Linked DNA regions of Homo sapiens: region 1 is linked to region 2. A link is an interaction called in ENCODE POLR2A ChIA-PET data of the cell type or tissue named here. Cell type or tissue: HepG2. All regions are shown on one strand. Each heading gives the region's core, and the rest is flanking DNA. Links, peaks and the distances in the headings are about the cores only. Region 1 has its middle 12 kb from the start of SMAP2. Region 2 overlaps SMAP2 (small ArfGAP2).

Region 1 (5,375 bases), core at 186-5,185, 61 kb before region 2:
ATTACAGGCATGAGCCACTGCACCTGGTCTTGAATTTTTAAAGACTTATTTTATGGCCTAACATATACTCTATCCTTGAGAATGATCCATGTGCTGAGGAGAAGAATATGTATTCCGCAGCTGTTGTATGAAATGTTTTGTATCTATTAGGTTCATTCGATTTTTAGTGCAGATTAAGTCTGATGTTTCTTTGTTGGTTTTCTGTCTGGATGATCTGCCCAGTGCTGAAAGTAGGGTGTTGAAGTTTCTAGCTATTAATGTATTGGGGTCTATTTCTCTCTTTAGCTCTAATAATATTTCCTTTATATATTTGGGTGCTCCAGTGTTGGATGCAGATATATACATCCTCTTGCTGAATTGATTCCTTTATCATTATATAATGACCTTCTTTGTCTCTTTTTATGGTTTGTATCTTGAAATCTATTTTGTCTGTTATAAATATAGTTACTTCTGTTCTTTTTTGTTTTCATTGACATGGAATATCTTTTTCCATTCCTTTATTTTCAGTCTATGTGTATCTTTTTTTGTTTGTTTGTTTGAGACAAAACCTTGCTTTGTTGCCCAGGTTGGAGTGCAGTGGCACAATCTCAGCTCACTGCAACCTCTGTCTCCCAGGTTCCAGCAATTCTCCTGCCTCAGCCTCCCAAGTAGCTGGAACTACAAGTGCGTGCCACCATGCCCAGCTAATTTTTGTATTTTTAGTAGAGACGGGGTTTCCCCATGTTGTCCAGGCTGGTCTCGAACTCCTGACCTCAGGTGACCCACCCACCTTGGCCTCCCAAAGTGCTGGGATTACAGGCATGAGCCACCGCACCCCTATTTGTGTCTTTATAAGTAAGTTTCTTGTATGCAACAGATCACCAGGTCTTGTTTTTTCATCCATTCAGCCACTTTATGTCTTTTCATCAGAGAGTTTAGTCCATTTACATTCAGTGTTATTATTGGTAAGTAAGGACTTATGCCTGCCACTTTGTTATTTGTTTTCTGGTTGTTTTGTGGTTTTCTCTTCCTTCTTTCCTTTCTACTTGTCTTCCTTTTAGTGAAGGTGGTTTTCTCTGGTGGTACACTTTACTTTTTTGCTTTTTATTTTTTGTTTATCTGTTGTTTGTTTTTTATTTGAGGTTACCATAAGGACTGCAAATCATCTCTTATAACCCATTATTTTAAACTGATGACAACTTAACACTGATTGCGTAAACAGACAAGCAAAGAAAAAAACTAATAAAAACTCAACACTTTATCCCCCTCCTTTTTAACTTTTTGTCATTTCTGTCTATATCTCATTGGACTGTCTATGTCTTGAAAAGTTGTAATTATTATTTTTGATCAGTAAGCAATCACAGTATCTGGTTTTAACTTCGTATTACAGAAAGAGGCACTGAAGAGGGTACAAAAGACAGACTTTTTTCTTCTTCTTCTTTCTTTTTTTTTTTTTTTTTTTTGAGATGGAGTCTCGCTGTGTCACCTAGGCTGGAGTGCAGTGGTGCGATCTCGGCTCACTGCAAGCTCCGCCTCCCAGGTTCATGCCATTCTCCTGCCTCAGCCTCCTGAGTAGCTGGGACTACAGGTGCCCACCACCACACCCGGCTAATTTTTTGTAATTTTAGTAGAGACGGGGTTTCACCATGTTAGCCAGGATGGTCTCGATCTCCTGACCTCATGATCCGCCTGCCTCGGCCTCCCAAAGTGCTGGGATTACAGGCGTGAGCCACCGTGCCTGAGCTTTTTTTTTTTTTTTTGAGATAAAGTCTTACTCTGTTGCCCAGGCTGGAGTGCAGTGGCAAGATCTTGGCTCACTGCAACCTCTGCCTCTCAGGTTCAAGTGATTCTCCTGCCTCAGCCTCCTGAGTAGTGGGATTACAGGTACCCACTACCACGCCTGGCTAATTTTTGTATTTTTAGTAGACTCATGGTTTTGCCATGTTGGCCAGGCTGGTCTCAAACTTCTGACCTCAGGTCATCCACCTGCCTCGGCCTCCCAAAGTGCTGGGATTACAGGCATGAGCCACTGTGCCCAGCCCAAAGGACAGTCTTGAATTGCTGATGGCACTGCTCCCCCATTCCATAGCAACAGCTGTGTGGCCCAGAGAGAATCAGTGTGCTTGGGAGAAGGAGAGCACAGTGATTGTGGGACTTTGCATTAGAACTCAGTGCTGCCTTGTCACAGTGGAAAGCAACCCTGGGCAGAACTCAGCCAGTGCTCCACAGGGAGCATTTAGATCAATCCTCACCAGAGGGGAATTGTCCATACCAGTGGTTGGAAACAGTTCACATTAGTCTCACCACCCCAGGCCAAAGTGCTCTGGAGTTCTAAGTAAACTTCAAAGACAGTCAAGGCCATGAGGACTGCAATTCTGGGGACAGTCCTGATGCTATGCTGGGCTTGAAGCCAGTGGACATGGGGGGCACATGACTTAATAAGACACCAGCTGGGGCTGCCAAGGTAGTGCTTTTGCCATCCCTTCCCCAATTGCAGGCAGCATAGCTTGCAGTTCCAGGAGAAAGTCATTTCTTCCACAAGAGAGGAGAGAGAAAAGAGGGCTTTGCCTTGCAACTTGGATACCAGTTCAGCCACAGTAGGATAGGGCACCAGGCAGAGTCCTGAGGCCCCTATTCCAGGTCCTAGGTTTTGGATGACATTTCTAGACACACCCTGGGTCAGAAGGGAACCCACTGCCTTGAAGGGAAGAACCCAGTCCTGGCAGGATTCTTCACTTGTTCACTCAAGAGCACTTGGGCCCCGAATGATCAGCAGCAGTACCCAGGCAGGACTCACCATGGGCCTTGGGTGAGACTCAGAGATGTGCTGGCTTAATGTGTGACCCAGCACATTCCCAGCTGTGGTGGCTGCAGGAATGGACTCCTTCTGCTTGAAAAAGGAGAAGGAAGAGTAAAGGGAACTTTGTCCTGCAGCTTAGGTACCAGATTGACCAAGTGGGCCCTTGAGGTCCCCAATTCCAGACCTTAGCTCTTAGATGGCATTTCTGGACCTTCCCTGGGCCAGAGGGGAGCCCACTGCCCTGAAGGGAGAGTCCCACACCTCGCAGCATTCACCACAAGCTGACCAAAGAGCCCTTAGGCTTTGAATGAACATCAGCAGAAGCCAGGGAGTACTTTCCGTGGGCCTGGGGCACTGGTGGCCACAGGGAGAGACTCCTCTGCTTGAGCAAAGGGAAAGGAAGAGGGGGAAGGACTTTGTCTTGTGGCTTGGGTGCCAGCTCAGCTGCTATAGAATAGAGCAACAGGTTGATTCCTAAGGCTTCTGACTCCCGGCTTGATTGTGCTGTCATTTTTGACAAAGTGTGCATGGGAGATAAACTGGTTAGGATTCCAATAGGAAGCCTGTGGCCAATGCAAAAGAGGCCAGTGAGGAGCGTTTAAAGAAGGGACCATTTTGTAAAGTGTGGGAAGGGTGAAAGAAAATCAACCAAGGGCATGATGTATCTTGGGGCGAGCAAGTGCAGATGGCTGTTGCCCTCAAAGCCTGAAGAGGCCAGGGGAGAGAGTATGACCAGAATGTGATGTGAGCCCTCGCTGTAGGAGAGGGCCACCATCACAGTCAAGAGGGCCACTGTCGCAGACACTTTGACTGTCACTGGAGGGGGGCAGTAGCTCTGCCAGTAGGGAGAAAGCAGAGAAAATAAATAACTCGACTTCTCTCTCCTCTTGCCCTCTGATTTCCCACTGTTCTTCCCATTGGTTGAACACAACCAAAAGCTGGTGTGCAGAGAAGCCAGGTTGATGCCATCTATCAAAGTTGTCTCTTAGACCTCAGAGCCAGTTGAAGGGCTGAGAGAGGATGTGGAAGCCAATGGAACACAGCCAGCGCAGGAGGCAAGATTTTGAAATCTATGGTATGTGAAACTGTCTTTATTCAACACTGCCTCTAGAATAGTAGTTTGGGTGGTACAGAATTCTGGGTTGGCAACTCTTTTTTTTCTCAGAATTTTGGAGGCAAAGTTTCATTGTCTCCTGGCTTCCAGTGCTACTGTTGAGAACTCCATGCTATTCTCATTCCTGATTCTTTTTCATGTGATTTGTTTTTCCTCTCTGGAAACTTCAGATCTTGCCTTTTCCCCCAGTGTTCTGCCATTTCACATTGATATGCTCTGGTGTGGGGCAATTTCCTATCATTACACTACAGAGTTCTTGGAGTAGGCCTTGGTCAGTTATACTTGCTCTGTCCCTCGTAAGCACCAAATCCAGAAAATAGAGCATTCAACACAGGAAAAAGAGGAAGGCTATTCCCAGGATGATAGTGAAGGGGAATTCCAGGGTGATGATTACATAGCAGCAGGCCTCCTCCAGCTTGGAGCAGCAGGGCAGAAGCTTCAGGATGGACAGCGCCAAGAATAATGAAATTTATAGCTTAGCTGATGTGTTAGAACTCACTAAGAGGAAATTCTCTTCTGTCAGAGTATTAGGAGATGAATTAATCATAGGTTCATAGAAAATTAAGCACTCCAAAGTGGAGCAATTATTGACTCCAGGAAAAACAAAAAGTTTAACCAGGAAAAAAATGCAATCAATGAATACAAAGCACAACTGTCAATAATATTAAGTCATAATATTATAAATATTGAGCATTAATTTAACAAAATATTGTCATTTAACTATACTAGGAAAATGTGGGAAAGGAAGTCTGGGGGAGTATATATAAAGAAATCTAAATCTTCATCTTCCATAGCAGGAAGTGAATAAGCAAAGCTGGGAAGGTAAATCATGGTGATAGAAACATGTTATTTGGGCAATACATAAATTGTAGAAGAAACAACTATAAGAGTTGAAAATGGTTGTCTCAGAGGAGTAGGGACCAGTGTGGGCAGAGATGGGGCAGAGGATTACTGTTTGTCATTATAAGCCTTGTATAATTACTTGACTTTTAAAACTATGTGCATGTTTTTACTTTGATTTAAAACTTAAAAAAAAAAATCTAATATCTAGGAAGGCAGAGCAAGATGGCCAAAAATAGAAGACCTCACCAATTGTCCTCCCCACAGGAACACCAAATTGAACAACTATCCACACAAAAAATCACCTTCATATGAACCAAAAATACAGTGAGTAATCACAGTACCTGGTTTTAACTTCATATTACAGAAAGAGACACTGAAGAGAGTACAAAAGACAGTCTTGAATTGCTGATGCCACTAACCCCTTCCCCACCAGCAGCCGTGTGGATCAGAGAGAGAACTGGTGTGCTTGGGGGAAGGAGAGTGCAGTGATTGTGGGACTTTACATTAGAACTCAGTGCTGCCTTGTCACAGTGGAAAGCAACCCTGGGCAGAACTCAGCTGGTGCCCCCAGAGGCAGCATTTAGACCAGCTGTAGCCAGAGGGGAATCACGAAGCTCACTAAGCTTAGTCTCACCAAGC
Region 2 (5,375 bases), core at 122-5,121:
AACACTAGTTTTGCACTAGGTACAAAGAAATACAAAGTGATTTAATGTGAAAACCAAGAGACAGGCAAAGGAACCCCAGAGAGGTGGTATGGTGCATGTGTACTGCACATGTGCATGTATAGCTATCTTTATCAGGGTTATACTTATTTATAAGAAGTACTTTTATGTTTTTGTTTCTCTGTGGTCCAGAATAATTTATGTAGCTCTGGTCTTTGAAGGTTTTGTGGAATTCCCATGTGAAGTTTGTGGGCACTATTGCTTTTTTTGTAGCAAATCTTTGATACTTTTCTCTGTTTCTTCTATGGAAGTCAATTTTGGAAAACTGTATTTACCTAGATTTTCCATTTCGCCAAGGTTTTCAAATTTATCAAAAGTTATGCCTAGCAGTCTCATTAATTTTTTTCAAAGAACCAGGATTTCGATTTATTGGTGCTACATTTTTCCGTTTTCTACCTCAATTTCCGTAGGCTTTCTATGGGTTTACTTTGTTATTTTCTAGCTTTCATAGTGGAGATTTTAATTCACTTATTTTCATTGTTTCGTTTTTATTTATATAAGTAATGGAATGCTATAAGTCTGATGGGAATATGTCAGAGGGACGCATGAGCCAACTTCCAGTGGCTCTGACTGGCCAAATGTGAGACAATTTGAACATCAAAAAGAGTAACAACAGTAATGGATTATGACACACTGAATGGAAAAAACAAAACAAAACCATGAGTCCACGGTGATATTTTTTAAAAACCAGGTGTGGAATGGAGGGAGGAAAAGCCTTCTTTACAGAAGAATGACAGTAGTTGTAAAAAGAGCAAAGGATTGACACATTTGCAAAGAAATGCCCTTCAGATTATTTATTAATTATAATGAAAGAAATATAGTCACTACCTCAGCCAAGTGATCAAACATAAAATTACTGACAGAGGAACAAAGTAATGTCATATGCTTCCTGATATTTTGTACTAAGAAAGACATGTGTCACCTCCATAGAATCTTGCCAAAAATATTGAACCTCGATCCAATTATGAGAAAACATGAGATGAATCCAAATTGAGGGGTATGCTACAAAATAACTGTCCTGGGTTCTTAAAAATGTCAGTGTCAGGAAGAAATGGAAGGAAGTGTTAGGGAAACTGGTCTAGCTTAAAGGAGACTACAGAGATCTGAAAATGAAATGCCATGTACATTAGAATATGGTGTTAATGTTAAAATTCTTGAGCGTGTTCATTGTTTTGTGGTTCTGTTAAAGTGTTCATTCTTATGAGGTGCCTCCTGACTTAGGAATGAAATGTCGTGATAGCTGCAGCTTTTTTTTTTTTTTAATCTGCAACTTTTGATACTCATCAAAAAAATGTAAGTTTTTTTATAGGGAGGGAGAGAAAATATGGCAAATGTTAACAGTTGGTGAATTTAAGGAAGAAGATACATGGGTTTTATTGTACTATTGTTTCAACTTTTATGTCAGTTTGAAATTTACTTTAAAAGTTGGTACAAGAAAATAATAGTTTCTCCTAAAGAAAAATAACTTATATAGAAAATTTACTAGGCTTAGGAAATTCAAGGCATTTTTCTCCATAAAGTATTTTTCTGTTCACTGCTAGGGGCCAGTCTTTCCATCAGATTCATGAAGGACCCCCGCCCCATCCTGCCCCAGGCCTTATTCCACTGACTGTTTTCTCCCAGCTCCTTCCCTTCTTATACACTGAAGACACATTAGTCTTCCCCCGCCCCCGCCCCGCCACCGCCTTTGTTCATTCTGAACAGTCCAGTTCCTTTTTTTCCCCCTTGTGCAAACGAGCAAGCCTGCTCAAGCGCTTTCCCTGACACTGACAGTAATAGCTGTGCTGAAGATGAGGCGGGAGCACTGGGGAGGGGGCTTTCCTTTCAGCTTTTAGGATTGGCCAGGCAAGTTAACAATAGGCCCCTTCTATTTAGGATGAGGGACTGGAAAGGAAAAAGAGAGGAACTCATGCTGATTTTCTGTCGACTAGATCCAGATGCCAGGATGCCTTCTTTCCCTCCCTGAGCTTTAGTCTCCGTCAGCATTGCACTCCCAAAAGGTCATTCACGTACGTGGCCTTGAAATGATCTGACTGCTAAGGTCCAGGGTTTACTGTCCATAACAGAGTTTCCCTTTGTCTCATTCTCCCCATCCTGGCAGAGAAAGGGACTCTCACCCTGCCTTTTGCACTAATTGGCGGAATGCCCACAGCCTGGTCTGAAAGTCTCCTCTCTCCCTTTCAGATGACCCAGCAGATGGCTGGGATGAACTTCTATGGAGCCAATGGCATGATGAACTATGGACAGTCAATGAGTGGCGGAAATGGACAGGCAGCAAATCAGACTCTCAGTCCTCAGATGTGGAAATAAAAACAAAACACCTGTATGGCTGCCATTCTCTTCAGCCCTCGCTCTCCCCTTTCCACAGCCTCCACCCCTGACCCCCATCCTCTTTTCCTACCTCTCTGTTTGGTTTAGAAATTGCTCAATAAGTCATTTGGGGTTTGGCATCCTGCCCAGCCACTTCCCAAACATGAAGACCTCTCTGTTGCTTTATGTTGTACATGCCCCATAGCCATCCCAACGTCCTCCCCAGTCCTCTCCTGGCACCAGCACCTTAGAAGTTGTTGGCAGAAGGCACTTAAACTGTGGGAGAAGTGTGCACACCTTTGAGTCCCTTCCCTCAAGGTTAAAGCTCCTGTCAGACTCTCAGAAGGGTCTGTGGGTGTTGTATATTAGGCAAACAGGGGAAAGCTTAGAGGTCCTTCTATATGTGTTAATAAGCTGTTTCTAAGTGTTTAAATTTGAAAAGCATCATGTTCTCATGATTTATGGGAATGAAGCAAGTACTGAAATCAAATTAAATACTCCCTGGGTCCTGGGTCAGTTTGACCCTAGCCCTGGGGTGAGGCAAGCCCCCTCCTATGAGGATGAGCAAAAATACTACTCTCTTCGCCCTGAGTTGCTTTCTGGATCTGGGGCTTCAGGACTTGCTGCTTCAGTCAGCCTTTATTAGCACCAAAGACTTTATGAAGATCCCACACACAGACACACATCCCTTCCCGCCTCCCCCCTGCCTTCAGTAGGATCTGGCTCCGTGGCTGGAGGACCAACCCCTATAGTGGGAATGCAGAGCTTAACGTGTACTGCTTGTGTGTGTGCGTGAGTGTGTGTGTGTGTATGAGTGTGTGTTCCGCCTCCCACCCTCTCCCCATCTGCTCTGGGTATTTTTGTTTTTGTTTAGTTTTAGGTTTACAACAGAGAGGAATTAATTTATCAGCAGCCTAAAACTGTTGTGTTTTTCTTATGGTTTAAAAAACGCCATGTCATTGATAACTCCCTTTCTCCCTTCCCTTCTCCCGGTCTGCTGATCACTCTTTCATGCCTGTGTATCCAGGGTGCTCTGTTTCCCCACCGTTCCCAGGTGTACGAGGCAGAGGGCCGGGACAGCTTTCCTCTCAGTCATTGTTCACCCCACTTGAAAATTCAGACAAGAAAACTTTGCTTAAAAGATTTCATGTGTGGGAACCACAGTTCCTGGCTGCCTTTCTCCTGTGTATGTGTAAATTCCTTAATAAATATTGCAGGGAAGGACTGTTTGCTTGGCCATTACTGTGCGTCACTCTTGGAGGAGGGTGCGTTACACTTAGGTTTTCTGTTTTCCAAAGGCAATTGTTTCACTTCCTGTATTTTAGAAAATTCTGTACTTCTCATACCCAAGGGTGAGGCCCAGGCTCCAGCAGTCAGAAAGGGGGCCTCTCTCCACTGGCATCTAGAGCTGTGAGCTGAGAGAACTCCAGAGATCAGCACCTTCTAGAGTCACAGAGCATCAGAGCGGCATGCTTTCCCCCCACAGGTGGAGAAACTGAGACACGGAGAAAGGACATGGTTGGCAAATGTCCACTAGAGAACCCTGGGCAGAACCGGCAGTAGCCTCCAAGTGTCTGGATTTCCAGCCCCTTGTTCTTTCCCTATACCATGGCAATTAAGTAGTGAGTTGAAATTCCTCTCTGCCAAGAGAGCAGTAGCTTTGGCTGGTAAAGGTAACTCACCCCTCTCTGAGCTATCAGAACTGGACCTTCCGTATCAGTGTCAGGAATTAGGACACTCAATCCTGGGGGCAGTACGAAATACAAAAGGCCGAAGACCATCTTTAGTGCATTTCCTGCTCCCTTTGACTCCTTTTCTGCTCTCAACAAATGTGATCCTTGGACCCTTCCTCCCTTCTTTCCTTTGAGTACACCCTTTGAGTCCTTAAAGATGTAAGTGGGAGGACAGCACAGTGACTAGGAAAGTTGGCTCTGGGTCAGGCTGCCAGTGTTCCTATCCCTTCCTACGCTGGGACCTGAGCAAATTACTGAACTCCTGTGTCCAGGTAAAATGGGGACAATGGTAATACTTAGGATAGTAAGAAGCAGTTCCTGTGGTATATTTAGCACACTACTGGGCACTTACTAAGCACTCAGATATTAGCAGGTATTACGTGCCAGATCTGTGTTAGGCAGTAGCTCATTTGACAAACATTTAATAAGTGTCAGTAATGTGCCAAAGAATGTTTTAGGCTCTAGAGACAAAGCAGTGAATAAAAACTGTCCAATCTCATAGGATAGTGTGGTAGGAGAAATGCATAATAAACAAATAGATTTAATTCAGACAGTATAAGACAAGGGGAGAGAGTGGGCACGGGGCCATTTGGATGGAGTGGTCAGGAGAAGGTTACATTTGGACTGAGACCTAAATAAGCAGCCAGTCCGTAGAGATCTGGAAAGAGTTGGAAATAGTTTGGGGGCATCAGTTTGGGAATCATGAGGGTACGGGTGTTATGTAAAGCTATGAGACCGGTTGAAGTCACTTGAGAAAATAGAAGAGAACTGAGTCTTGGAACCCATCAGCATTTAGAGTTTGGGAAGGATAAATAGATGAATCTGAGATAGTTTCTGCTTTTAAGAAGCTCATGGTCTCATGGGGCAGCAAATTTATAATTTCTTTTTTTCGTTTTGTTTTTGAGACAGGGTCTCGCTCTGTCGCCCAAGCTGGAGTGCAGTGGTGTGATCATGGCTCACTGCAGCCTTGACCTCCTGGGCTTAAGCTATCCTCCAACTTCAGCCTCCCCAAGTAGCTGGGGCCAAAGGCGTGCACCACCACACTGGGCTAATTTTTTTTGGAGAGACAGGGTCTCCCTATGTTGCCTAAGCTGGTCTCAAGCTCCTGGGCTCAAGTGATCCTCCCACATCGTCCCCCCATAGTGCTGGGATTACAGGCATGAGCCACTGTGTCCGGCCTGTAATTTCCTATGCAGGTGGATTATGGGAGCTGAGGTGAGGGGGGACTTAGCCCAGTCAGGAAAACTTCCTGAAGAGAGTGGCACTTGAGCTGAG

Evidence for each region. Peaks named below come from ENCODE experiments on the same cell type or tissue, not always from the same donor. Only the 100,000 strongest peaks of a DNase experiment are listed, where the experiment ranks them.
Region 1: POLR2A ChIA-PET joins it to region 2 with 6 read pairs; 4 of 35 experiments call an interaction of 5 or more read pairs at or near these places.

What each region holds. Positions count from the first base shown.
Region 1 is chr1:40,358,583-40,363,957 of GRCh38, forward strand. It overlaps a transcript of SMAP2 not described here. Among named protein-coding and RNA genes, the nearest start is that of SMAP2, 12 kb to the right of the region's middle. In HepG2, for the core only: no CTCF peak of the experiment used is centred there; no DNase peak of the experiment used is centred there.
Region 2 is chr1:40,419,735-40,425,109 of GRCh38, forward strand. SMAP2 (small ArfGAP2) reads left to right here. Exons shown (of 10, transcript NM_022733.3): 10 at 2,242-3,588. The coding sequence ends at 2,367. Among named protein-coding and RNA genes, the nearest start is that of ZFP69B-DT, 28 kb to the right of the region's middle. In HepG2, for the core only: no CTCF peak of the experiment used is centred there; a DNase peak (open chromatin) is centred at 2,217; H3K4me3 peaks cover 797 bases.